Linked DNA regions of Homo sapiens: regions 1, 2, 4 and 5 are each linked to region 3. Evidence: chromatin contacts called from ENCODE Hi-C or POLR2A ChIA-PET data. All regions are on one chromosome and are shown on one strand. Each heading gives the region's core, a stretch centred on a gene start or an enhancer-like site at or near the end of the contact. The rest is flanking DNA. Distances are from core to core; before and after follow the strand shown.

Region 1 (5,376 bases), core at 1,482-3,981, 6.6 Mb before region 3:
CCTAAGACTGCGATCTTTAGAAAGGCCTGCTTCCTGAAGGTTGGCCTGTAGGTGGATTTGGGAGTGTTCCTGCTGTTCCCTGAGTCTCTAATGAGCTTCCATGGCAGACAGCCCTTCACACATGTTACAACGTGATGCTTGTGCTTGGCCTCCTCCTGTCTTCTTCCTGTGCACTTTTTCCCTTTGCTCTTTTGCTTCATATTCTTCTGCTGTAATAAATCTTAACTGTGAGTACAACTGAGTCCTATGAGTTCTTTTAGTGCATCACTGAACCTGGAGGTGATCTTAGGGATCCCTAACACAGGTAGATATGTGTTTTCTTCTGTGTCACAGAATACAGTCTGATTCTATGAGTCAGAAGGCTCTTTTCCTTGAAAACTTGATTCAGTGCAACCATTCATGTTAAAAACATAGTTACATTTCAGTATCATGAGGGATTGGTTCCAGGACTCCCAGATACCAAAATCCATGGATGCTCAAGTCCCTTATATAAAATGGCATAATCTATGCACATCCTCCTGTACTTCAAATAATCTCTAGATTAATTATAATAATACGATGTAATGCTATGTTGACAGTGCTCTTGCCGTATTTTTATTTGCATTTTTAAATTGCTGTATTATTTGTTATTTTTAAATACTGTTATCTGACATTGGTTAAAACCATGGATGTGGAACCTCTGGTTATGGAGGTTCAATTGTACTTTTTTTTTTTTTGAGACAGGATCTTGTTTTGTCACCCAGGCTGGAGTGCAGTGGCATGATCATAGTTCACTTCAGCCTCAACCTCCCGGCTTCAAGCAATCCTCTCATCTCAGCCTCCCGAGCAGCTGGGACTACAAGCTTTTACCACCGCACTGGCACACAGGGCTAATTTTTTGCTTTTTATTTTTTGTAGAGACAGGGTCTATGTTCCCCAGGCTGGTCTCAAACTCCTGCCCTCAAGTAATCCTCCTGCCTTGGCCTGCCAAAGTTATGCAATTGCAGGTGTGAGCCACAGTGCCTGGCCTAGCTTTTCATTCTGAAAACGCGTGTTCTTCAGTCCTGGAGCCTTGATAATTACTTATTTCTTTTCTTTTCTTTTTTTTTTTTTTTTTTGGAGACAGAGTCTCACTCTGTTGCTGAGGCTGGAGTGCAGTGGTGTGATCTCTGCAACCTCCACCTCCCAGGTTCAAGCGATTCTCCTGCCTCAGCCTTCCGAGTAGCTGGGATTACAGGTGTCTGCCACCATGCCCAGATAATTTTTGTATTTTTAGTAGAGATGGGGTTTCACAATGTTGGCCAGGCTGGTCTCAAACTCCTGAGCTCAAGTGATCTGCCCACCTCGGCCTCCCACAGTGCCGGGATTACAAGCATGAACCACTGTGCCCAGCCCAAATTACTTATTTCTTCTTATTTGTACTACGCTGCTTCTCAAGCACCTTTAAGAATTATTTATTTCATCCCCTCTGTACTGCGTTTTCCAATTTTCTTATCTTTCAGAGTTTTTGCTCTACATTCCTCAGTGTTATCTTCTACTAATAGTTTTTTCACTTCTTTCTTATTTCTATTAACTTTTAAAAATCCCCTACCCCTTTTATTGCACCCTGTTGTGGCTTCATCTTCTCTTATTTTTCTGGGGCTATTATGAGAATTTTTAAAAGTGTTCTCCCTGCAGCATCTGCTTCCTCCATATTCCTTTGTCTGTTGTTTGGGTCCCTTCTTTCTACATTATTGGATTTTTTTGGTTGCTGTCCATGATTAAAAGTAAAAATTAAAAAGTACAAAGAGAGGAAGCTCCAAGTAGATAGCTGGTGCTTTTAACTTTGAATTTCACTGTAGGGTGATCTGGGTGTATGATTTGTCCAGAAAACCCGATGTCAGTATCTTTGCTCAGCCTCTTAGGTTAATCAGATAGCGAGGGGTTTCAGTTTTCAGTAGGCATAAAGCCACTTATTCTCCGTTTTAGGTGGAATACCCACTCAGCAGAGAATTTATCCCCTTCAGGGAATTCAGCCGGGGTGGGAGCCCGTGGTGGGAAAGAGGGGCAGCTGCCCAGAGACATGAAGCTGGAAAAAGGATCTAGCGATCAGAGTCCTTGAGCAGCCTTTGACTAATCTCCCCCTTTTCCGATTTACCTCTCATACTCATACTTGTGCTCTCCAGCTTCCAACATTTTGTTGCTGTTATCTCTTTGTCCTTGTGTTTAGGTTGTTAAACTTGATTTTTAACAGGAGAGTAGGCAAAATTAGATGCTTGAATTCAAACCACGATCTTAACTAAGACCTGATATCCGTAAGTAAAAATTTTTGGTATTCCAGCTTTCTTTTGAGTAGCAAAAGAAAAACAAAGTCTTTTGGCCACTCCAACCATGTTACTCAGTAGGCCCTTCCAAAGACACCCACTTCTCCATTTTGGGGATCCCCTTGTACCTTCAGACTCCACAAGGAGTACACGACCAGCCACGACAAAACGAGATGCAGACTATTGGGAGGACTATAAACGGTAGGGGTGATACCCATTTGAGTCCACGAACGGCCCTCTCGGCGCCGCAGACACTGGCTGTCCCCCGAGACGCTCCAGCAGCCACTTAACTTCACCCACCTGTAGCGCCCGGGGACGCTCGAAGCCCGACCTCCCACGCCCGCCCCGGAGCCCCGCCCCTCCCGCCCCTCCCCGCCCTTCCCGACTCTCCCCGCCCCTTCCTGCCCCGACGCGCAGCAGGCCCCGCCCACCCAGGCGGTAGGAACCCACTCCGGCCCGCTAGACCTGCTGCTATGTCCCGGCCGCAGCTTCGACGCTGGCGCCTCGTCTCTAGCCCGCCGAGCGGCGTCCCGGGTCTAGCGCTGCTGGCGCTGCTGGCGCTGCTGGCGCTGCGGCTCGCGGCCGGGACCGACTGCCCATGCCCGGAGCCTGAGCTCTGCCGCCCGATTCGCCACCATCCAGATTTCGAGGTCAGCGCCTTCCTCTGCTCCTCTAGGTCTGGGCTTCAGGGCACGAAGAGAAGTTAGGGTAGAACGGAGCCCTAAGGAGAGGTGCCGTGGGCGCCGAAACCAGCTTTGACCACTCGATGAGGGCCTTCCTGTTTACGGATCCTTCAATTTATAGATGAGGAAGCTCGGGCTCAGAGAAGTTGAGTAACTCCTCAGGCCTCACAGCCTGTAAGTGCCTGCGTAGGCAGGCGAGAGTTCAAACCAGATCTGCCTCCTAAGGCAAGCTCCTTTCATTCCCCTGCTGTGCCTCTGCGGAAGCACTCTGGGTGTAAAAAGCAAACAAGGTAGGATAATCCATTTATGTTTCCAAGGAACGAGGATTTCGTTTGAAAGAATCTCAGCACTCCAACAGTACATTAGAATGCAGAGTATTTTGCTTACCTTTAGTTTTCTATACCTGCTAGCCCTTTCCTTTAAAGTACCTCAAAACCACCCATGAAGAGTGGTAAAAAAAATAGCTTTCAGTACATTTTCCTTCTATCTACATAACAATTTGTAAGGCTTCTGGCAACTTTAATCAAACACCTTCTGGAGCAATATTAAAACCACCTGACTGCCCACTTCGATGACTGAAAGCAGGAATTGGATGACATCAGGAAGGTCCAAAGGCTTAATTCAAAGAACGATTCTTTTGTAGAAATAGGCATGATTCCTAGTTCTTAATCTAGTACATTAATCTGAGGCAGAACACTTAGATGCCAGTAAAAAAGTATATATACATGACTTAGGAGAAGAAATAAAAATGGTGAAAGTGTTTATGGAGAACCTGCCTAGTGTGGAAACCTAACATCTTATTAAAAGAAAGACTTCAGACAAAGTAGGATAACCTTTTTTATTTGAGCAAAGAACAACTTATGAATCGGCAGTACTTAAACCAGAAGGGGTTCAGAGAGGTCTGCTTTAGTAGCATGGGCTTTTATAGGCCGAACAGGGAAGCAAAGGAAAATAATTACTTGGTTGGCTATGACTGTTTGCCTTATTTAGCTATGACTTGGTGGAAAATTACTAGTTAGAGGTTAGTTGGCAGTTTCTGATAGGTTAAGCTTAAGTTTCCTTTCACTGTTGACCTTGGGCTGGAGTTTGCTTAAGCAGGAAATCCAAGGCAGTTGGAGCTGTTTCAGCATAATGGCCTCCCAATTAAAATGTTTTATACAATCTGAGGCCCAGCGCGGTGGTAGAGGCAGTGGGGACAGTAGCTGTAAAAGTTCAACCAGACATTTCTTAATTTTCTCAATCTCTTTTTGAGATTGAGAAGCACTTTGTGAGGCCAAGGTGGGTGGATCACTTGAGGTCAGGAATTCGAGAACAGCCTGGCCAACATGGTGAAACCCCGTCTCTACTAAAAATACAAAAATTAGCTGGGCGTGGTGGCGGGCACATGTAATCCGAACTACTTGGGAGGCTGAGGCAGGAGAACCGCTTGAACCTGGGAGGCGGAGCGGGAGGCGGAAGGTTGCAGTTAGCCAAGATCACGCCACTGCACTCCAGCCTGGGCGACAGAGCAAGACTATGTCTCAAAAAAGAGAAAAAAAAAAAACCTGAAAGATTTACTGTAGTACCCAATACTTAGTGGGTTAGGCAATATCTGTGGGCACTTTGAAAACCAACTATTCAAAGAAGCAAAATTATGCTTATTTGTATCTTCATGGTAAATGGTCTTTTTCTCTACTGGCGTTTTCTATGTTTTTCAAACACAAAAACTAGACTACATGGCATTTTCCCCTTATATTTTCAATTAGTTCACCCAGCTTTTTTTTTTTTTAAGGATATCTGTTATATCACAGGCTCTTAGTATTTTTTAAACAAATAGAATCTTAATTATCAGAACTAAAATAGAAGTTTTGATAGAAATATGAGTCAGAAAACAATGGGCCACTTAATTTCACATTATGAATTTTTATTATTTCAGTAGGCAATTGCTTAGCAGAAAAAATGAGTTATGCATAATTAATTCTGAAAAGTTAAAAAAAATTAAAAAAAATTAAGAAATGCCTGGTTTAACTTTTACAGCTGCTATCCCCACTGTCTCTCCCTCATTCATTCCCCTCACAAGGACCCAGTGATCTCTTTTGTAATGCATATCCCCTGAATTAAAACTCTAATTGATTCCCACTGATCCCAAGATAAAATACAACATCTTCAGTGGTCTTGGAAGTCCTACTTAATCTTTCCACTACCGACTTTAAAGGTTTTATCCAGTTCCACATACTTGCAGGATTTCTGTGCTCTACCTACATTGACCTTTTTCAGTTCCAGAATCTCAGAATTCTCCTGAGGTGTAGCGACCTTTGGGCTTTCCCTTCCCTCAGTTGAGAATGCAATCTTTTGTCCATAGGTATATCTCTTCCATCATTCTGCTGATTTCAGCCCACTCCGAAAGTGTGTAGTCCTCAGAAAAGTTTTCG
Region 2 (5,269 bases), core at 1,148-3,647, 6.3 Mb before region 3:
AGCTTCTATGGATTATATTTAATTAGTTTCCTCCAAAGCTCAAGTTGACGGCAATTTTAAACTAAATGATATGGAAAGAAATGAAACAGATAACTCCCTCTTGGAACTCACTTTCTCCTTGTAATCAAAGTACTTATTGCTTTGCTATAACTCCTAAGTGAGAATATACATTTTTCATATACTCATAAATATCAAAATATTATGTTACATGTGCAATTGAATTTTCCCATTTAAAATAATCAAATATATAACTCTTACATGACACATATAAACACAAGTTTCAAATGTGAGAACAGACTTTAAAATAAACACCATGTATGCACAGAAATGTTTCACATTCATTAAACAGTTCATAAAATTAGGACGGAGGAGTTGTTAAACTATATTCTTACTGAAGCTTTTTCCCTTCCTGCACTATAGCTCTTAGTTTTCAGAGTTAGAGGTGATTGTATTTCAAAAAAAAAATTTGAACTCTATTTTCTGCCCCCATTCTGTGTTGTCTATGGAAGAGTCTCTGCTTGGAGTTTTTGTTTCAATATACAGAATGCAGGGCTGAAATCCTCAACCATCCTTGTTCCAAAGCCTGATACACAAACCTTTCATATATATTTTGATGTCTGAGTCATCTCTGTCTTAGAAATGCAATACAGAAAAAGGTAACTGGGGTAGGGGGGAGAAGGGAGGCTGCTGGCCAGTGTAGACAAACCAAGGCGACCCCCAAACTGTGTATTGTAGTAGATAAGCAAGAAGTACGAAAATAGAAACTAAGTCCCTCTGTTGTTTGCAGAAGCAGAACTCAGAAGCCAGCTTCACTTACTTTTTTACACCGACAGAGCCATTTTCCTTGTTTTCCATGTCAACAGATAGCATGGGAAGGCTGCAGGGTTCCTTTACTTCAGCAACTAATCAATAAGGGAGAAAAGCTTGTGTTTAATTCTTAGAAAGTGAGAGAAGAATATATATTCTGAATCGGAAACATAATGGTCCCTTTTACAGCTTCACACCAGTTCACGTATGTTTGTTTAAATCTCCAGTTCCCTCGGCGATTGGAGAGATGTGATTAAACCTAAAGAACTGGAGGAGACGGATTGGGGTGCTTTCATCTGTACTGGCACTCCCTGCCTTGACAATAAGCATTTGCAAATGAAATTGAATCCTCGTTGAAAACAAGTGCTGTGTGAACTGGCACAGCTTCTTCTGGGTGCCTAGCTCTCACTTAAGACACTGCAACTCATAAATGAGTCAAAGTAGAGAAAAACAATCCCCCTTTTCCTGCCCCCCTCCCATTATGGGCTTTGATTTGTTTTTTCTTATTGTGTTTGGTTTTTTTTTTGTCCACTCCCCCTTGCTCCTAGATTTTTTCATTGCAATGCAGAAGGACACTTAAAGCTTTTGTCAGCAAGTATTCCCCTACCTCACATTCTCAACGAAAGCCTCAAAAACCCGTCTGTGAGATGGCCATGCTGTGGTAAAGCAGGAAGCTCACAAAAAATGCCAGATAGCCCTTAGCACAGAAAGGTGGTGCTGGTGTGTGTGTGTGTGTGTGTGTGTGTGTGTGTGTGTATGTGTAAGAAAGAGTAGGTAACTCATTAGATTTATGAAAAATCATCAAAACATTTAAGGAGATATTGTAGCATCCATCACTCTGTCTTTTTGTTTAGTAGGATGAGGGCTGTGGAAAATTAAAAGCCTTCCACAATTAATATGCAATTAGCAAAATGAAAAAGCTACGAACAAAACTGCTTTAAGAAAAAAAAAAAAAAAAAAGGAAGAAACAGTCCCGAAACGTGTTTGCTCTTATTCAGCTGAAGCCATAAATTAAATACATTTCCACTCAAATCACTTTATACTTCGGCACTCCTTCTCTAGGGATTACTCTGACATGGCAAGTGCATCATTTAGTATATTCGCAAGATTTTATCACTGTTAGAGAAGTAGATGATTAACAAATAACACTGTAAGTGTGGGATAATTTTCACTCCTGAAACACACACATACACACAAACTTCCAGCTGCAAACCACTTAGATCATTGATAGAGAAATCCAACATTTAATATATATATATAGATATTAGCATACATTCACACACCGTTAGAGAGTAGACAGGAAGATAGTGCTGCTGCTCCATGCTAACAGAATATGATTTCACTTCAGTTGGAAACTGTTACACATTCACCATTTTCTAAGCATCTCAGAAAACAAAACAAAACACTCACAATGATACTCTGCAACACCACACTACATTGTCTTATTATTATTACTATTATTTTCTTTTCTGTGGAAGAGTAAAAAGAAAACCTACCTATAAGCAACTAAAAAATATCATTTTTTATAGGCTTATCAAGAACAGCCAAAGAAACCCCAATGTTTTCTTTCACAAAGTAGGCTGGCAAAGGAATTCAATAAGGAGGTACAATTTGACACAGTGAAATAAAACCAGGCTGGCTCTCAGCCAACATGACGTTAGGAATCACACACAAGCTGCACCAACTGCCTTCTGGTTCATGGCTGACTTTTTAAAGCTACAGTGTGCCTGTTCACTTTTGCTAACTACCTTCAGCACAATTAGTGCAAGAAATGAGTAAGGAGTCCAAAACCTGCAGAATTCTCCCTGCACCTGTCTTGTACAAAGAAAAACAAGCTGTCTCAATAGCTTCTTATTTTCTCCCTCCCCTTCATTGTTGCTGCATGATAGGTCTTAGCTGTTGTTCTGAGCATGAATGTCATGTTTCAAACTATTTCCTTTTCTCCCCAGAGGGAAAAATAAGAGTGAGAAGCCAGTGCTTATGGGCTATAACCAGAGAACACTCGGAAGCTGCAGTCCCATGTTACTCTTTTTTTCCTAATAGAGATTCATGGACAAAGTTCCCAGGGCTGGCTTTTAAGTAATCTCTTTGTGAGAATAAGGAAAGCACTGCCCAGCAGCAAATCCTTTTACTTCATTATGCAGGAAGTAACATATTTCGGAAAGGATGCAAAATAGATGACCAGATCTCCTGAAAACGCCCACATTCTTTTATTTTGGCATTTATCCTGCCAAATGAAGCCAGCAAAAATTCAAACTGAAACAAACAAAACCTTATTCTACAAAACGAAAACAATTAGTTCTGGGAGGTTTAATTTTAACTGTTTATCCCAGTTGGACAAAAAGCATAATTCAAGAAATTTAACCAACACTTACAATCTATGAGTACCCGGTACTATATTAGTTACATATGAATAGAAAGACATTATGCCCACCCCAAAATTCATAGTCTCTCCCGCCATCATCCTAAATACCAAATCAGAAAACTGGGAGGTGGAGCAGAGAGGCTGGGCAAGATCTTTTGTTTAAGTTACCCTGGTCATTCTCACAGTTCCCTTGCTTGGCTTAAACCACTTTTCCAGGAGAATAATCTCATCCCATTAATGTTCTGCACATACACAGAAAACATACATGGTTGCCTCTTCATTGAAATAAACATCAATCAACATTTGGACACTTTTAGGTCAAGATGGTCAACAAAACCACTCAAGACAGGGCACAGAACACAGGTTCCCCAGAAAGATCCTGGAAAAAGTTATCACTTGCTGTAATATCCTGTAGAATTCAGGTAGAATCTGAGGAAAAAGCTGCCTGCTTCCCTTTTTAAAAATAATCTTTTAGGACATTAGGAGATTACCTTTGATCTAAATTTGGAACCTGAATTTCAAGGTCAAAAAATTTGTTCTTTACTTATTCCAGGAATTATATTAGAAATTTTTGACTTCCTTGAAGATCAGTGCCAAGAAAGATTTCAAATATTTGCCATTGCTCCCTTGAAAAGGCAAACAATAGTAATCTAGGAACCAATTAAATATTTTTGAGCAGTATTTTTTGAGCATGGGTCAGGCATGTGGATCTTTCACCAGTGCTGATCTCAAAATGATGGACTTTTATGTAGATAAAGAGCTCTTTCACTAACAGATTCCTTAACGCTTTTGGACTTGATCTGAAATTCCTGAACTATTCTCCCAGTAAATCCAAATTGGAAGCGAGTTGGACTGGGAGTTCTGTGTCTTGGGGAGCTGGGGTTGTCCTGACAGTGCTGCTCAGAACAAAAGCATGTTCAGCTCTCCACTCTTGACGGGGAAAAGGCAAAGAAACTGTAGTTACACCCAGCTCTTCCTTAGACACAGCCACAGGAGAAAGGATTCTGTGAAGTTTTTCCAAGCATCTCTTCCTGCATATACAAAGGGACATCCCCTCCCATCTGGCCTGCTGTGATCAAAAGTTTGCCTGTTACACAAGAGTAAAGTTTCAGAAAGTGTTGTAGGAAGTTAATCCCGTTTTATAAAAAGTGAGCCACAAAGACACTCTAAATTATGACAACAGGTTTCACTTACCAGCTAGTTTCTAACTTTGGTAGTAAACTGACACTTGTGAATATAAATAAATAAATAAATAAATATATATATATATATATACACTAGTACTCACACACTCCCTCCAACAAACTGTTTGCCATCAATCCTCTGCTGATAAAAAGTTGTGTGTGTAGTATGTAGCATAAAGTATGTGAGTGTGATGTGTGCACTATGTGGTGTACTTTGTGTGTGGGTGTGGTACGTATGTGGGGGTGTGTGTGTATGTGGTGTGTGGGGGTGAGGGGGAGAGGCAACCAAACAAGACCTTCCGATCCAGCACATTATGGGATATGCTGAAATAACTTTAGAGATCCTGAAATCTCCAAATTATATGCTGAAATAACTTTGGTGTCAGTATTCTGGAGCAGAACTGTCGACCCACTTGGGAATGCGCTCAGATAGGGAGAGGGGAGGCGGTTAGGAAGGGCGGGAAGCTGTTGACTTTGATTGGCTTCTTTTCTAGATCAGCATTCGTCCCCCAGGCAGAAAGGACTCGCCTAGGGAGCCAGCGCGGTCCCAAAGGAGCCGCCGGCCCTGCCTCCCGGGATCCGACCCCCGGTGCAGCCAGCCTGAAGTCGCCCGAGGGCAGGGCCGACCTCACCGAGCCGGGAATGGCGTCTCAGGGGCAAGTGAGAACTGGCCTGAGAAGGGGACGGTAGGGGCAGAAGACGCCAGGCTGCCTCTTGGACCAGCAGCGCCGGCCCAGAGCCACACGACTCTCTGTGGCACTGGCGACAAAGCGGGGAAAGTTTCTGGCTAAGACTTTCACGGAGAGGCAGTTCGCTGGCGTTTAGTGTGGGGGCTCCCCGGGGAAGCCGGTCTTTGGAAAGTGGAGGGTGGAGGTGTGGCGTTCTCGGGGTCCCCGCCGAGTCGTGCCACCAC
Region 3 (4,912 bases), core at 1,622-4,121:
AATCTATTTCCTATATATCCTATGATGCCCTGTTATATCTCCCATGATCATAATCAAAGGACAGATCCTGGCAATGAATGTGTGGAGTGACCAAACAAATACTCCATTAATATTCAAAGAGGCCTTTTGTATAATACACTAAAGATGTTTGTTCTTTTATTAGATTTGAAGAACACTGAAAAGTTTGGAATGACACCTTAGCAACCCCCCAAATATTCCTCCCAGCTTCACTGAAGAGATCCTAAAAAGCAGTTTATTTATATTTTCACAAAGAACCTTTGTCTCAAGCATTAATTTTTCCAAAAGATTAAGCTATCAAGAATTTTATTGTGGCTGGGCGCGGTGGCTCATGCCTGTAATCCCAGCACTTTGGGAGGCCAAAGAGGGTGGATCATGAGGTCAGGAGTTCGAGACCAGCCTGGCCAACATGGTGAAACACTGTCTCTACTAAAAATACAAAAATCAGCTGGGCGTAGTGGTGGGTGCCTGTCATCCCAGCTACTCGGGAGGCTGAGGCAGAACTGCTTGAAGCCAGTAGGCAGAGGTTACAGTGAGCCGAGATCATGCCACTGCACTCCAGTCTGGGTGACAGGGTGAGTCCGTCTCAAAAAAAAAAAAAATTAGGCATAGTGGTGCACACCTGTGATCCCAGCTACTCCAGAGGCTGAGGTGGGAGAATCTCTTGAACCTGGGAGGCTGAGGTTTCAGTGAGCCAAGATCGTGCCACTGCACTCCAGCCTGGGCAACAGAGCGAGTATGTAAAAAAAAAAAAAAAAAAAATTGAGGTCCTTACATATTTTCAATATTCAGTGATAACTAAAATAAATTGAGATATACATAAATTTGTTTTGAGGGTAAATTATAGCACTGTGGTAAATTACATTGATCAAAAGATCTGATTGTATTGCCTAATTAATAAAATATGAAAAAATCAAGACATTTTCAAAATACAACTGGAAAATTTCTACCTAGCCGCACACCCAACACTGCTTTTACTGTTTTTCTATACATTATGATTAAATCTGTAGTCCCATACGTGCACTGATTTTTCAAATGCAAATTCCACCAAAATTTATAGGGATGGCCATGAACACTGAAAAAGATCATCAGAGCTATAAATGGATACTACTGCCTTAAAAGCTGATTAAAGGGAAATGATGGCTCACCTGTATCTACATTCATATTAACTGCTATTTTGGTGCTTAAGCAAATGAACACATTACTTTTAGGTTTTCAGAAAGAATGCAGCATATATATATTTCTCACAATTACTCTTAAGAGCTGCTGAAAAAGTATTTTTTTAGACCTAACCAAGTAAGACAAAATGCCACAAAGTCGAGAAAGTTCATTTTACCTCATTGTTTGTTATTTAAACAAATAATTTTGGAAAAAAAAAGTCACTGTGATATACTCAATAATAAAGAGTAAGACTTCTAAAGTATCCTCACGATTCCTGGAGCTTACTACTATTAACACAGTAAATTACATGCCACGATATGTTGGAGAAGGTCTGAAGAAATGTCTGGCATTACTTGGTAACTGAAGTACATAACATAAAATACCAATTTACACACACACACACACACACACACACACACACACATATATATATATATATACCTAGTCCTGTGATGACAATTCAGAATATGATCTTACATTTGAGTACCCACAGGATGGGGTGGGAGAAACTACGCCTAAGAAGCTACAAAATCTATTTTGGTCAAGAAACAATGCTGTTCTTAACTTAAGAGACCTTAACAGGCCGGGCGCAGTGCCTCGCGCCTATAATCCTAGCATTCTGGGAGGCCGAGGCGGGTGGATCACGAGGTCACGAGATCGAGACCATCCTGGCTAACACGGTGAAACCCCGTCTCTACTACAAACGCAAAAAATTAGCCCAGACGTGGTGGCAGGCGCCTGTTGTCCCAGCTACTCGGGAGGCTGAGGCAGGAGAATCGCTTGAACCCAGGAGGCGGAGGATGCAGTGAGCCGAGACCGCGCCACTGCACTCCAGCCTGGGTAACAGAGCGAGACTCTCAAAACAAACAAACAAACAAAAAAAAACCCTTAATAAAAATGGCCATGGACACATACATATACTAGGTTATTAAATCTGGCTAACACTGAACTTTAAGAACAATCACGTTTTTGGATAAAGAAAAGGGCAGTCATACTTTTAGAGCCTCATCCACATTATTTTAAACAAAAAACTTAAAATATGGTCGAGAACTAACAGGCTTCCAGCCTGAATTCAACACCCACCCTCGTGATAAAACTAAAAAATCGGACAGTCTGTAAGTAAAATACAGGGACACTTTACTACCCTGAAAATCATGCTGGGTTCCCGCTACGCCGGGCAGACGTTTTCAGGAGCATCACCGCGCGGCGTCTCGGACGCACTTCTCCTGGCGCCCTCCGGGCGGCAGCGCTCTCGAGACACTGTTGCTTCGCCGTCACGCCCGTCGTTGTCACGCCCTTCCCCGCGGACACCGAGAATGACCCATAGCGGAAAATTCTACCGCACTACCTCCCTGAGGCAGCGACCGGTAAGAAACAACCTTTTCTTCAGGCTTCCCACCACCCAAACACAGTCGCAGTCAACTGGCCACTATCACCCACCACCCTGCAGGAACAATTACCCAGCCTCACCCCAAGAACGCGCGGAGAGGAGGTGCCAAAAGAAATTCTGTTCTCGCGAAGTCTTAAACTTAATCCTCGCGACGTCTCTGTTCCTGTCGTTCTTTCTCAGCCCTAACCCACACCAGCGCGTTGCCTCGGAAACATCGCGAGATTTTGTTCCTTCAGTCTCCGCCCCTTTACGGCACGATGGTCGCGCAAGAATGTAATAGAGCTTCGACGGCCGCCATTTTCTTTCTTTCTTAGCTGTTAGCTGAGAGGAAGTCTCTGAACAGGCGGCAGCGGCTCTTATAGTGCAACCATGGCAGACTATTCAACAGTGCCTCCCCCCTCTTCTGGCTCAGCTGGTGGCGGTGGTGGCGGCGGTGGTGGTGGAGGAGTTAACGACGCTTTCAAAGATGCACTGCAGAGAGCCCGGCAGGTAAGTGTGGACCGCGCGGCGGAATCCCGAAAGCTCACGGTAATTGGCCGCTGACTGAGTAGGCCGCTACCCTTAAGCGCATGAGGAAGAGGAAAGAGGTGTTCTTCCGGGCTGAAATGTGAAGAGACACGTTTCCCCATGTTGGTAATAACGATTAGAGACCAGAACCCAGTTTTGTGTTCTTGGTGCCTAATCCACTTAGAACCCCGACGCGTGCTACGCAAAGAAGGCCTGAAGTCTTTCTCCCGCTTCTGCGGCACTCGCGTGTCTCCAGTGAGCTAGTTTAGATAAAGATCCTCTTCCAGGGGATAAAGCGCAGTTAGTTTCACACAATTTAATGGAAGGTTCTGGTAATGAGTTTGGGAAAGAACTAGGGTCTGTCCTGGAGCCATAGCAAGGGAAGGGATTTATCATTAAAGTAGCCTTTACAGCTCATTTCCGTTCTCTCTCGCAATTAAAACCGCTTTCAGTACCATTCACCGTCACACCTCTACAAGGAAGGGACTTGAAAGCAGCCTTTTTCTGGGCGGGATTTACGTGTCAGTCTGTTCCACCAGTCCGCCCCCCTTATTTCTCAAAATGGCCTCAGGCCCATTATACCAGAGGTTTCAATTTGAATCTGCCTCTCAGTTCAGAGTCGTAAACTGACCAGACCTCTTTGTATTACGTAGTGCGTGCATTTGCCCTGAAGGCACCACTTTCCCAGACGAAAGCTGTTAAAATAGTGCGTGTATTCCAGGAAAATAAAAGATACCTTAATTTGAACTTTACATTCTTAGATAGTCCCCTAATATATTTAACATTTCAAAATGTATGGTGTTGGTATAGATTTGCATGTAAGCAAAAGAATCCTATTCTCTGTGACACTATGCATATTGTACTAGGTGCTGGGCATTTTTTACTAGTTTTAAGCTAATGATAATTAGAAACCAGTGTTGTGCTGTGTTTTCGTTGCATTAGGAGTTCACTTAGTTAACTTTTTACCGGGACAGTTGAAGGAACATTGAGTCAAAATTAGAATTCATAAAATCCGTTGTAACACATCTAATGTGAACGCATTATAAACATGTACCTGTACTTTTTTATAACCAGAAATACTAGGAGTAGTCAACAAAAGGTCATCATTAATATTAGTTCTGCGGTTTTTTCCACGTAATTTAAGAAATTCTGAACATGTTTAGCAACAAGCATATAACTATGACAAACACTCTTAGCGTGTTTTATTAGATTGATTTGTAAAACTTAAGGGAACTATTTTATTTACTGGAACCAACTATTTTATTTTACCAGAACCAGCACATTGGATTAATTGGTATCGCACACTGTAGGTAGATACTGGAGTTTTGTTTTGTTTTGTTTGAGACGGAGTCTCCCTCTGTCGCCCAGACTGGAGTGCAGTGGTGCGATCTCGTCCCACTGCAACCTCTGCCTCCCGGCTTCAAGCAATTCTCCTGCCTCAGCCTCCCGAGTAGCTGGGATTACAGGCGCCCGCCACCATGCCCGGCTAATTTTTTGTGTTTTTTTTGTTTGTTTGTTTGTTTTCAGTAGAGACAGGGTTTCACCATGCTGGCCAGGCTGGTCTCGAACTCCTGACCTCGTGATCCGCCCGTCTTGGCCTCCCAAAGCTGGGATTACAGGCGTGAGCCGCTGCGCCCGGCCTTGTTTTTTTTCGTTTGTTTGTTTTAATGCATGAATTGTTTCCTACTAAGAAGCTATGATATAGTTCCTTGACCAAATGCAGATGAACAGGATTATCTGATTAATACTTTAACGAGAGCAGACAAAATATGGATATTTAATTCATCCACTTGCTTTATAAGTGTTTATAGAGTTTGTTAGGAGGGGATGCCCAAT
Region 4 (5,292 bases), core at 1-2,500, 7.6 Mb after region 3:
AGCGATTCTCCTGCCTCAGCTTCCCGAGTAGCTGAGATTACCCGCCACCATGCCCAGCTAATTTATTTATTTTTAGTAGAGATGGGGTTTCACCATGTTGGCCAGGCTGGGCTCGAACTCCTGTCCTCAGGTGATCCACCCGCCTCAGCCTCCCAAAGTGCTGGGATTACAGGCGTAAGCCACTGCACCCGGTCATGAGTTGTGTTCTTAATCACTAAGCCACAGTGCTTAAATGACGCAATAGGCTAAATTGTTACTAGCATTATTAGAGATAGCATAGTGTAGCTGAGTGCCTAGGAGTTGGTTCCTAAAGCAACCTCAAGTTTCTAAAGTTTGAATTCCATCTCCAATACTTACTAGTCTAAGGCTAGTTACTTAACTCCCTAAATCTCAGCTTCTTTATTGGGAAAAAATGAGAATTCGGTTCAGACTAGGGTTGTTGTTAGGATTAGATGAGACAATACATGTAATACACATGATATATACGAGCACGTATTTGGCATATAGTAGGTACTCAATAACTATTCATACAGCTACTGGAAACAATCTTAATTCTAGTCAAGTTATCAGACCCTTAATATTTTTTAAGCTGACTCCGTACTACATCTTTAAAATTTATGCTGCTAAAGGTAACTCAAAAAAGTTATGACCTTCGATTTTTAATTGCAAATTTGTCAAAATCACCTGAATTTCAGGCCAAATCTAAATGGCAAGCTGGACAAACGGCTCCTTCCAGTCCTGCTTATCAAAAGAAATACGATCACTGGACCATCCGATACAAAGCTGTGCTGCAAGAATTACAGTGTAGAAACATCTTTCGGTTGCCTTCCTAATTTATAAGTCATATTATAAATTACTTACATGCCTTTCAAATTCATAAGCCGTATCTCTTTTACCGCCCAACTGTGGACAGCCCCAGACAGACCCAGCTCACCGAGTGCTGGCCAGGCGCCCCTTGCTTGAACGTGGTGGACAGTGAGATGGGGGGCACTACAGCCCTGGAGGTCCATTGCTCTGGATCCTGGCCCACATGGATCGCCTGCGTGGCGAAATGTTGGAAGTGTGGCAGGAAACCTTGTGAGGAGGCGTCTTTTTCCTGCATGCTGAACCGCGAAAGAAGAAGAGAGGAAAAGAACACCGAAGATATAACCAGTCGAAGCCGGGTGTCCGGGGTTGGGAGAGACAGAAGGATCAGGCGAGAAGGAGCTAAAGCACGCAGGTAGAGCCGACGGCGAGCGCACTAAAGCGGCACACAGCGATTGTTGGGGTGGATTTTATTAGCGGGTCTGCAGTCTCACGATCACAGTGGGGCGGGACCAGCGCGGCCCATTGAGCGCAGGCCCGACGCGTCTCCCGCTCCTTATTGGCTGACAGCAGAGGCGTTGCCTGAAACGTCACCGCGACCGCCCCACCCAGTGCACAAAGCGGAGTGAAGCTGGAGTCCCTGGGTCCAAGTGGTGTTAGTCCCTGCGGGCGAAATTCCTGAGTACCCGTCCTGAGGAGGCTGCCATGCTGGCTCCTGAGAGCCACCCGGGCGTCTCTGTGACCTCAGGCCGGAGGTTCGCCCGAGACGTGGCGGAAAGCTGGCTTAGTGTTGAAACCGGGTAACTGTAAACAGACCACATAAATAGCCTTCTTTTACTGTGGTAGTTACCTCTGACCACCATCCTTTGCCCTGAGGGCGGTGCTAAAAGACGTAAGCCACAACGTGGAGGGTGGTTAAGAAAACAGTTGCCCAAGCCGCCCAGTTTGCAGCTTGGATTCTCATCAGTCACAGCTTGCGTTTTAGGTACACTGAACTCTGTAATGACCCAGTGCTTACGATGACGAAACGATGACTAGAAGTGAAGGTTAAATTGTTCGTAAGACATAACGAAGCTACTGTAGTGAGGACGTCTATGCACAACTCTGGCAGCTTCCTAAAAGTTAGTCAATCTTGAGCTTTTTCAAGCATCATTATCTTCTTTTAAAGTACAGAGAGAAACTCCCCCTAATGAGAAAGATAATGTGGCTTTGAAATACTTACTGGAGCCTAACATCCTTACACAAAATGCTTTTGCTTTTACACAACAGCAACATCCCTGCAGGAAAAAGGATTGTTTACCACTCACCTGCGCCCAGAGCCCTACTCTCAGAAGAATCACTGCTTTAAAACAAAAATCTCCCTGTTCCCTAAGCAATACAGACTTGACCTACTTACTATTGTGGCTGTTTTCTAGCACCAGGAAATTTGGGGATATTTCTGTTGTTGCAAAATATTCGCTAAAGATCTAAAACTTTATTAAACAAATTAAGAACAAGGAGAATAAGGAATAAACAGCTCTTAAAATTTACAGTTTGAAAGAAAGATATGAAGAGAAAGAATGAGGCAATTTGCTTTTCAAATTAGCTTTAGGGACATTTAACCCATTAAGCACTAGAGGAGTGGTGCTTGAGGGCCTACAAGCTTTTAGAATCCTACCAAACTTTGTATGGCTGGGGGAAAAAATGGATAGACTTCAAAACACTAATGTATATTAATACATATTTAATTAATATTTTTCTTTTAAAAATATAACATCAACTGCAACTCACCTCAATATTTATGTATAACTATAGGTGGGTATTTTTGTGTAATATGATATGGCATTTAGGGGCCAAAAGGGTCTAAAACAGTTCCAATTAGTTTTACCTCCTAATATTTGCTGACAAACCCTGAGTTGCATAAATACAGACATTTTATTTAGTGTACTGTAATAAAGAATCATTCAGAAGACAGCACTAGGCTGGGTGCATTGGCTAACGCCTATTAATCCCAGCACTTTGGGAGGCCGAGGTGGGCGAATCACCTGAAGTCAAGAGTTCGAGACCAGCCTGGCCAGCAGGGTGAAACCCCATCTCTACAAAAAACACAAAACTTAGCTGGGCGTAGTGGTGCACACCTGTAATCCCAGCTCCTTGGGAGCCTGAGACAGGAGAATCGCTTGAACCCAGGAGGCGGAGGTTGCAGTGAGCCGAGATCATGTCACTGCACTACAGCCTGGGCCACAGAGTGAGACTCCATCTCAAAAAAAAAAAAAAAAAAGATAGCACCCAATACAAATGCTATAAATCAGGCCTTTTTTACTCTCTTAAACTGAGAAAACTTTATTGGATGCAGCTTAATATGTATCAAGGATTTAAAATATCCCCTTTCTATGACTCAGCAATTTCTTTTGTAGAAAATTTTACTTGCAGGAATTTATCCTTTAGATATATTCTTAATATGTGTACAGAGATGAGCAAGGATGCTTTTTAAACCTACGTTACTATTTTTAATAGCAAAAGAGTGAAAAATGGCTTAATTATTCATTCTTAAAAGACTGGTTAACTGGTTATGATACTACTCTGTGATGGCTACAGTATGGCCAAGAAGCAGGAAGAGATTGAGATGTGCTGGTATGTCAGAGTCTCGCTCTGTTACCCAGGCTGGAGTGCAGTGGTGCCATTTCGAATCACTGCAACCTCTGCCTCCAGGTTTCAAGAGATTCTTCTGCCTCAGCCTCCCAAGTAGCTGGGACTACAGATGCAGCCACCATGTCTGGCTAATTTTTGTATTTTTAGTAGAGATGGGTTTCACCATGTTGGCCAGGCTGGCCTCGAACTCCTTGCCTCAAGTGATCCACCAGCCTTGGCCTCCCAAAGTGCTGGTATTACAGGCATGAGCCACCACACCTGGCCTATTGATCTCTAATATCTAAGACAGCAAAGCAAAGTAACGTATACATCATGCTTCCACTTTTTCAAAAGAATATATACTATGTTGCATTATTTTCAGACAGATATTTATGATTTCATATGTATAAAAATCCTTCTGGTCATAGAGACTATGGATCTGCAGTGGAAAGGTGATTTTCTTTACATTTTATTCTCTTTTGTGTTCAAGTTTTATATCATGGGCACATATTACCTTTTCAACAATAATAATACTACCAAAAACCCTAATTTAAACATTTTAGAAAGACAACTGTATTTAGAAAAAAAGCTTTTTAAATGATTAAATGATAGCCACTTTAAATCCAATAAATGGTATATAGTTTGAGGTGTGTGCTAATTTTTCATATAAATTATGTTGCATACAACAAAATATCATAACACTTACAGAAGAATTATTAATTCTTCTTGGGAAGGAGATTCAGCAAAAGCAGATATTTTAGAGGAAATGGGAAACTTCTCATTTTTTATATTTCTTTACTGTTTGATCCTTTTATAAAACACAGAGTACATTATTTTATAATAAGTACTTCTTAAACACTATGAAAATAGCACTGTACTTCTTGTGTTTATGCACAAAGACCTCTACTATTCTCATTAAAGGCAGGCTATGAATAAAGATACCGTGACTGAATATCAAAACAGTGCAATCGGGACTTGGGAGGGATGTTCATAAAATATATTATTATTATTATCAAGCATAAACATACGCAATTATTAGATCTGTTTTGTTTTACCTCAAAAGAAAACAATTTGTTCATCCTTGGGCTTTTGTCAATGAAATAATGAGAATTATGAAGGGAATTTGGGGATCAGGGGAAAGAAGATATTACAATATAAGATCTAAATTTGGTAGACTTGTAGATTACTACAATGGGCCAAAGCCTGTCAGATAGCACTTTTTTTTTTTTTTTTTTGAGACAAGGTCTCAGTCTTCCCCAGGCTGGAGTGCAGTGGTGCCATCTTGGCTCTCATTGAAACCTCTGCCTCCCAGGTTCAAGTGATCCTCCCACCTCAGCCCCACAAGTAGCTGAGACTACAGGCATGCGCCACCATGCCAGGCTAATTTTTTGTGGGTTTTTTTTGTAGAGATGAAGTTTTACCATCTTGCCCAGGCTGGTCTTGAACTCCTGAGCTCAAGCGATCTACCTGCCTTGGCCTCCCAAAGTGCTAGGATTACAGGCATGAGCCACTGCACCAAGCCAGATAGCACTTATGACACCTACCTTCACTTCCTGGTGGAAACAATTTTTTAAAATAGTAACAAAAAGATATTATGCAATCATATCAATTATGTTTTGATATGGCATAATTGAAAATTATATGTCTTGAGAATAAAAAGGTCTAGATATTGTTGATGGAATTATTAAAGTTAATATCAAGAGACACTGGAGAGCAAATTTCTAGCACAATTGCTTTCTTTTAGTGATAGATACAAAGAAGATAAGCGACATACTCATATTAATATAGCGAGTATCTAGGCTGAGAATTGAGTACAGCTTCAGACATTTAAGATGAAGAAGTAATCCCAAAATCATTTGGATGCATTCCACAATGATG
Region 5 (5,088 bases), core at 2,113-4,612, 7.3 Mb before region 3:
GTCAAGCCATCCTAAGCTGTGCCTGGATGGCTGTGTGTAAGGAACATGGCTGTGCTTTGGTCAAGGATAGGACGAGGTAAACATCCACAGGGACTCAGCGAGTTTAGAGCGCAGGCATATAACTCCACTTGTTATCACAGCTATGTAGCCATAACATGGGAAGGCCATCCCTTGGCTCTAAGCCACTATTGTCTGTAAAAGGTATAATTGCCCTGTTGACATCGTGCAGGCGTGCTGACACCCAGAGAGAGAGAGAGAGAGCCAGAGTTGACCCTCTTGGAGACTGACAGTGGGGAGCCAGGACACAGCTCGGCTTGCTCATGCCCAGAGAGAGGAAGAGTTAAGCTGCTGACCCCGAAGGCAAGGGAGAGTCGGCCATGCAGCTGTGTGGGGGAGCCGCCAGACTAAGCACCTGAGACAGGGCAGACAGTGTAGAGAGCTAGTGTAAGAAAGCTGTTGATGAGAGCTGCTGCTGAGTAAAATCATCTTTTACCTGCCTACGGTCCCCTGAGTGTTCTTTCTGCTCATCCACCCACTCCCCTTGGACCTCAGCATGGGCTAGAACCTGACCCCAAGCATGACATTTGGCTCAGTCGTGAACCTGACATTGTGGTAGCCTCCACGTAGTCTCTGCTTCTTGCCCTTGCCCCTGCCATCTACTCTCCACTTAGCAGCCAGAGTGATCCTTTCAAAATGAAATCAAACTGCTTCCTTGCTTCATTTCAAAATGCTCCCACCACCCTCACTGCTCCACCCTGGTCTGAACCACAACCTCCTGGGGCCTGGATATAGCAATACCTCCCTAAATGGTTTTCCCTCTTCCATCTTCTTTCCCCTTAGCACAGAAGTGAAAGTGCTTCTTTTCAAATCACAAATCAGATCATGTCACTCTGCTCAGAACCTTCCAGTGGCTTCCCGTCTGACTCAGCACACCCATATGACTCAACACACAAGGAGATCATCTCCTTCCAGTTACACTGAGCATTTTTATTGGTTGCTGACTGTACTCATAATGCTCTCTCCTTATATCCACACGGTTCACTCCCTCACTTCCTTTAAGCATAAATCAAATCCCTTATCTTGGTATTGACAAGACAAGGACAGACTCCTCCAAAGTGAGCAGGGAGGTCATGACCACCCTAGCTTAAATTTTACCAATCCATACAGCCTCATCCTACTTCCCTGTTTTATTTTTTCCTCTTAGTATTTATCATCTTCTAATAAATTAAATAACTTAGATATAGCCAGGCGTGGGGGATCATGCCTGTAATCCCAGCACTTTGGGAGGTTGAGGTGGGCAGATCACCTGAGGTCAGGAGTTCGAAACCAACCTGGCCAATGTGGTGAAACCTTGTCTCTACTAAAAGTACAAAAATTAGCTGGGCGTGGTGGTGTGTGCCTGTAGTCCCAGCTACTCAGGAGGCTGAAGCAGGAGAATCGCTCGAACCCGGGAGGCAGAAGTTGCAGTAAGCTGAGATGGTGCCATTGCACTCCAGCCTGGGAAACAGAGTGAGACTCCGTCTCAAAAAAATAAATTAATTAATTATTTTTTTAAAATAACTTAGATATAGCCGGGTGTGGTGGCATGCGCCTGTAATCCCAGCTACTGGGGAGGCTGAGGCAGGAGAATCACTTGAACCTGGGAGGAGGAGGTTGCAGTGAGCAGAGATCGTGCCACTGCACTCCAGCCTGCGTGACAGAGCGAGATTCTGTCTCCAAATAAATAAATAAATAAACTTAGATAAAATTTTTCAAGTGCCTACCTCGTCTGCCCCAAACACAAATAAACTAGAATATAAATTCCATGAGGAAAGAGATTTTTATTGGTTTTGTTCACAGCTGTTTTCCTAGCACCTAGAACAGTGTCTGGCACATAGTGGACATTCAAAACACATTTGTTAAATGAAAGGATTCATCCTAAAGTTAAGGATGGTTCAGTAAATCGGATGGAAGATGATGAAAAATTAAGCAATTAGAAAAAAACTGTCCTTGTGTAATGTGTCAACATGGAAACAGGACATAATGTAAACATCAGAATCCCTTGCTGTGATTCTGGTTTTTGTGGCTCTGGTTACATTGTTTTTTTGTGTGTGTTTTTTTTTTTTTTTGCTTTCCCGTTTCTTAAACATTGGCGTTCCCAAGTTTCTCCTTGGTCCTCCTGTCATTTTTATCTACTCTCGTAGCTTCAAATACCATCTAGTTTATAGTTTATTTAGCATGTTGTCCAAGCCACCGTCTTGGGCCCAGGGCTCTACCTGTAGCTTTTCATCCACACTTCTCAGGTTGCTTCTTACACAGCGCCATAGTAGTTAAAATACGGTCTGGGGATAGTCGTCTCTTCATCAGTCTCCCCCTATAAAATGGAGGACTCATAGTATAAGTTGCCTAGAACATATTAGTAAGGACTCAATAAATGTTTGAGTAGGATGAGCTGGGTGGCTCATGCCTGTAGTCCCTGCACTTTGGGAAGCCGAGGCGGGTGGATGGCTTGAGCCCAGGAGTTTGAGACCAGCCTGGGCAACATGGCGAAACTCCATCTCTATAAAAAATACAAAAAAACTAGCTGGACTCCCAGCTGCTTGGTGGCTGAGGTGGAAGGATCGCCTGAGCCCTGGAGGTGGAAGCTGCAGTGAGCCGAGAATCGCACCACTGCACTCCAGCCTGGGCGACAGAGTGAGATCCTGTCTCAATAAATAAATAAATAATCAGTTGAGTGCATACTGTGTGCCCAACTACCTTTAAGAACTTTACATATGATCCCGGCAGCCCTAAAAGGTAAGCATATCTATCTCCATTACACAGATTAACTAATGAGGAAAAGCTATGTTTATAATGAACAGTGACCAAAAAGTATGCAAACGTTAAATGAGGTGTTAAAGTGGTGGGATTGTAGGTGGTTTCTTTTTTTCTTTCAAAAATTTGTTTAGTATTGTAGTTAGGCTGTTTGTGTGTATGCATGTGTATGTGTGTATGAGTGCGTTTGTGTGTGACCAAAACAGTAACTGGCAAACGTAACAACAGGAAATTGTAGGGCAGGGTCTGGGAAAAGGGGAGGAACCCAAGGTACTGACAAGCCCAGACCGGACTCCCCCGAAGTGAGCAGGCAGCAAAGGCTGAGAGTGCCAGCTGCCTGGGCACTGACGGACCCCACCCACGGAAACGATGCCTTATGAGGAAGCTAACCCGGGCCACTTACCGACGACCTGCGCAGGCGTGGCTTGAGGAAACGCCCGCTGTGGGCGGAGCCACCCGAAAGGCTCCGGTCGGGGGCGGGAACAGGATCGGCCCGCGGGCTGGCGTCGATAGGCTGCCGCAGAGACAGGGCGGGCTCTGCTAAGCGACGCGCCTCGCCGTGGGGCGGTGCCTGCGCCTGAGCCTCTACGAGAGGGAAGGAACGCTGCTCCGAGCTCCGCGTCGCGTCGCGTAGATTCGCGTCGCCGTCGACCTCAGAGGCGGGGCCGGAAGCGCTACGGTTTGACCCCCGAGTCCCTCTGTTCCCGAAGGGGCGGCCGTCTTTCTCCCGACCCGCTCCGCCTCCTCTCCTTCTTCCCCATTACCCGGAGGCCGAAGCCCCCAGCCAGGGCGGGGCGGCGCAGCCCGAGCTCCCGGACCCGGAAGAAGCGCCATCTCCCGCCTCCACCATGGAGCCCACCGCACCGTCCCTCACCGAGGAGGACCTCACTGAAGTGAAGAAGGACGTGAGTAACGCAGCTGTGCCCAGGGCGGGCGGGGGCGGGCTGCAGCCCAGCGGGAGACGAAAGCGGAAGCCTGGAGTCCGAGGACAAGGAGGATCCTCCAGGTCGGAGGAGCGGAAAGTCCTAGCACAGGAGGACTGTGGCGAGCCCTGCATCCGAGGGACCTTGGTGGCAGTGATCCTCCAGTGATCTGTCAATCCAGGTTTTACATCGCTAAACGCAGAGCTTGGGCTTTGTTGCCAAGTGGTGTTTTGATTCTTGCCCACTCCTCACCCATCTCCTCATGCTTTCCCCCCAACTGGGTTCTTGGAGATGCTTCGTTAGGGACTGGCGGCTCAGATTCATCCTTAAGTCAGGCTGCCTAGGCTGCTCACTCAGCCTAGAGCGAAGGCTGTACCAGGTGAAGGATCCCAAGCAGTGGACCAAAAATGTGAAGCTCTTTTGCATAAGGGGGCTTGAGGAAGCTCAACAGCTGAAAGCACAACCTGGAATTCCCCTAGTAAGCAGACGCCCACATATTTAAATTGGGGTTGGGGGAGTGAATACACGTAGCTGAGAATTAATGTACAGGTAAACGTCGAAAATATTCAGTAGCTAAATTATGCTCTTCTCGGATGGTGCAGAACCACATAAACCTTCATATTTATTCGTAACGAATGGCTTTGTTGAGATATGACATTCTTTTTCCTTTGCGTTTACTTGTTTTGTCAGATGAGACCTATATGAGTATCACTAAAATACTTTATCTGAAGTCAAATGAAAAACAGAAACTCAACATGAAACGTGTTCTTATTGAACACTGCAGTACTTTTACAAAGTCATTTTGATGAACTGGACAGGATGGCAACTTTTTAAATGTTCATCCACTTCAAATCCCTTCCTCTTCCCTGTAAGGTTTATTACACTGTACTCACAATTGGTGTGACTCACCAGCAGAAGGAAACTGGATATGACTGGGAGTTGTGCTTAGTTTCCTCATTCAACAGAGATTTATGGAGCACTTGCTATATGGAAAGCACTGGCCTTGGGTCTGGAAGGATACAAAAAAATGAAGATCAGTTTCCTGCTTTACATTCTAGTTGAGATAAGAATGGAACATAAATAACTACTGTAGAATAAATGTTGTCTTATTCATGGTGAGTGCCAGTAAAACCTTGAACTTCCAAGAGCTAGGCCTCCTATGTTCCAGATGCTGTGTCACACAGTTTACAATGTTCCCACTTAACCTTCGCAACAACCTCTAAAGAAGATAATTGCCATTCCCATTTTACAGCTAATAAAACAGGAACTGAGAAATTACAAGTGGAAGGAAATAAGATCTGTATACAAGTACAGATGTGAAGAGTGGCTTCCAGGTCTTTGTTCTTCTCTGTCAATTCATTGATGTTATCTG

What was found. A loop is a pair of places that touch in the nucleus more often than their neighbours do. ChIA-PET counts read pairs that join two places held with the same protein, here RNA polymerase II (POLR2A). Pooled maps may share reads with other maps.
Region 1: a map of CD4-positive, alpha-beta memory T cell shows a loop between it and region 3 (8-fold over the local background). The contact joins the promoter of CTBS here to the promoter of FUBP1 in region 3. A Hi-C loop is called at or near these places in 2 of 168 maps with a recorded cell type or tissue (CD4-positive, alpha-beta memory T cell and naive thymus-derived CD4-positive, alpha-beta T cell) and 7 of 50 pooled maps. POLR2A ChIA-PET finds 5 or more read pairs at or near these places in 1 of 52 experiments (CD4-positive, alpha-beta T cell).
Region 2: a map of naive thymus-derived CD4-positive, alpha-beta T cell shows a loop between it and region 3 (26-fold over the local background). The contact joins the promoter of SAMD13 here to the promoter of FUBP1 in region 3. A Hi-C loop is called at or near these places in 1 of 168 maps with a recorded cell type or tissue (naive thymus-derived CD4-positive, alpha-beta T cell) and 4 of 50 pooled maps. POLR2A ChIA-PET finds 5 or more read pairs at or near these places in 2 of 52 experiments (T-cell and WTC11).
Region 4: a pooled map shows a loop between it and region 3 (16-fold over the local background). The contact joins the promoter of CTH here to the promoter of FUBP1 in region 3. A Hi-C loop is called at or near these places in 1 of 37 single-sample maps with no recorded cell type and 9 of 50 pooled maps. POLR2A ChIA-PET finds 5 or more read pairs at or near these places in 1 of 52 experiments (CD4-positive, alpha-beta T cell).
Region 5: a pooled map shows a loop between it and region 3 (18-fold over the local background). The contact joins the promoter of BCL10 here to the promoter of FUBP1 in region 3. A Hi-C loop is called at or near these places in 5 of 50 pooled maps. POLR2A ChIA-PET finds 5 or more read pairs at or near these places in 2 of 52 experiments (CD4-positive, alpha-beta memory T cell and activated T-cell).

The regions. Positions count from the first base shown.
Region 1 is chr1:84,571,795-84,577,170 of GRCh38, reverse strand. CTBS (chitobiase) reads left to right here and starts at 2,731. Exons shown (of 7, transcript NM_004388.3): 1 at 2,731-2,932. The coding sequence starts at 2,756. RefSeq lists a silencer at 2,599-2,718 and enhancers at 2,879-3,168, 3,279-3,378, 4,092-4,141.
Region 2 is chr1:84,298,836-84,304,104 of GRCh38, reverse strand. SAMD13 (sterile alpha motif domain containing 13) reads right to left here and starts at 2,397. Exons shown (of 4, transcript NM_001134663.2): 1 at 2,304-2,397; 2 at 818-902. The coding sequence starts at 870.
Region 3 is chr1:77,977,031-77,981,942 of GRCh38, reverse strand. It overlaps FUBP1 (far upstream element binding protein 1), which reads left to right and starts at 2,871. Exons shown (of 20, transcript NM_003902.5): 1 at 2,871-3,058. The coding sequence starts at 2,939. It also overlaps a transcript of DNAJB4 not described here. RefSeq lists enhancers at 2,398-2,457, 2,468-2,617, 2,928-3,057, 3,068-3,127, 3,138-3,187 and 1 more.
Region 4 is chr1:70,407,226-70,412,517 of GRCh38, reverse strand. CTH (cystathionine gamma-lyase) reads right to left here and starts at 1,250. Exons shown (of 12, transcript NM_001902.6): 1 at 935-1,250. The coding sequence starts at 1,102. RefSeq lists a silencer at 1,210-1,359 and an enhancer at 1,420-1,679.
Region 5 is chr1:85,274,906-85,279,993 of GRCh38, reverse strand. It overlaps BCL10 (BCL10 immune signaling adaptor), which reads left to right and starts at 3,362. Exons shown (of 3, transcript NM_003921.5): 1 at 3,362-3,698. The coding sequence starts at 3,642. BCL10-AS1 (BCL10 antisense RNA 1) reads right to left here and starts at 3,636. Exons shown (of 2, transcript NR_045484.1): 1 at 3,197-3,636; 2 at 1,906-2,353. RefSeq lists enhancers at 294-353, 544-653, 3,062-3,764, 2,970-4,169.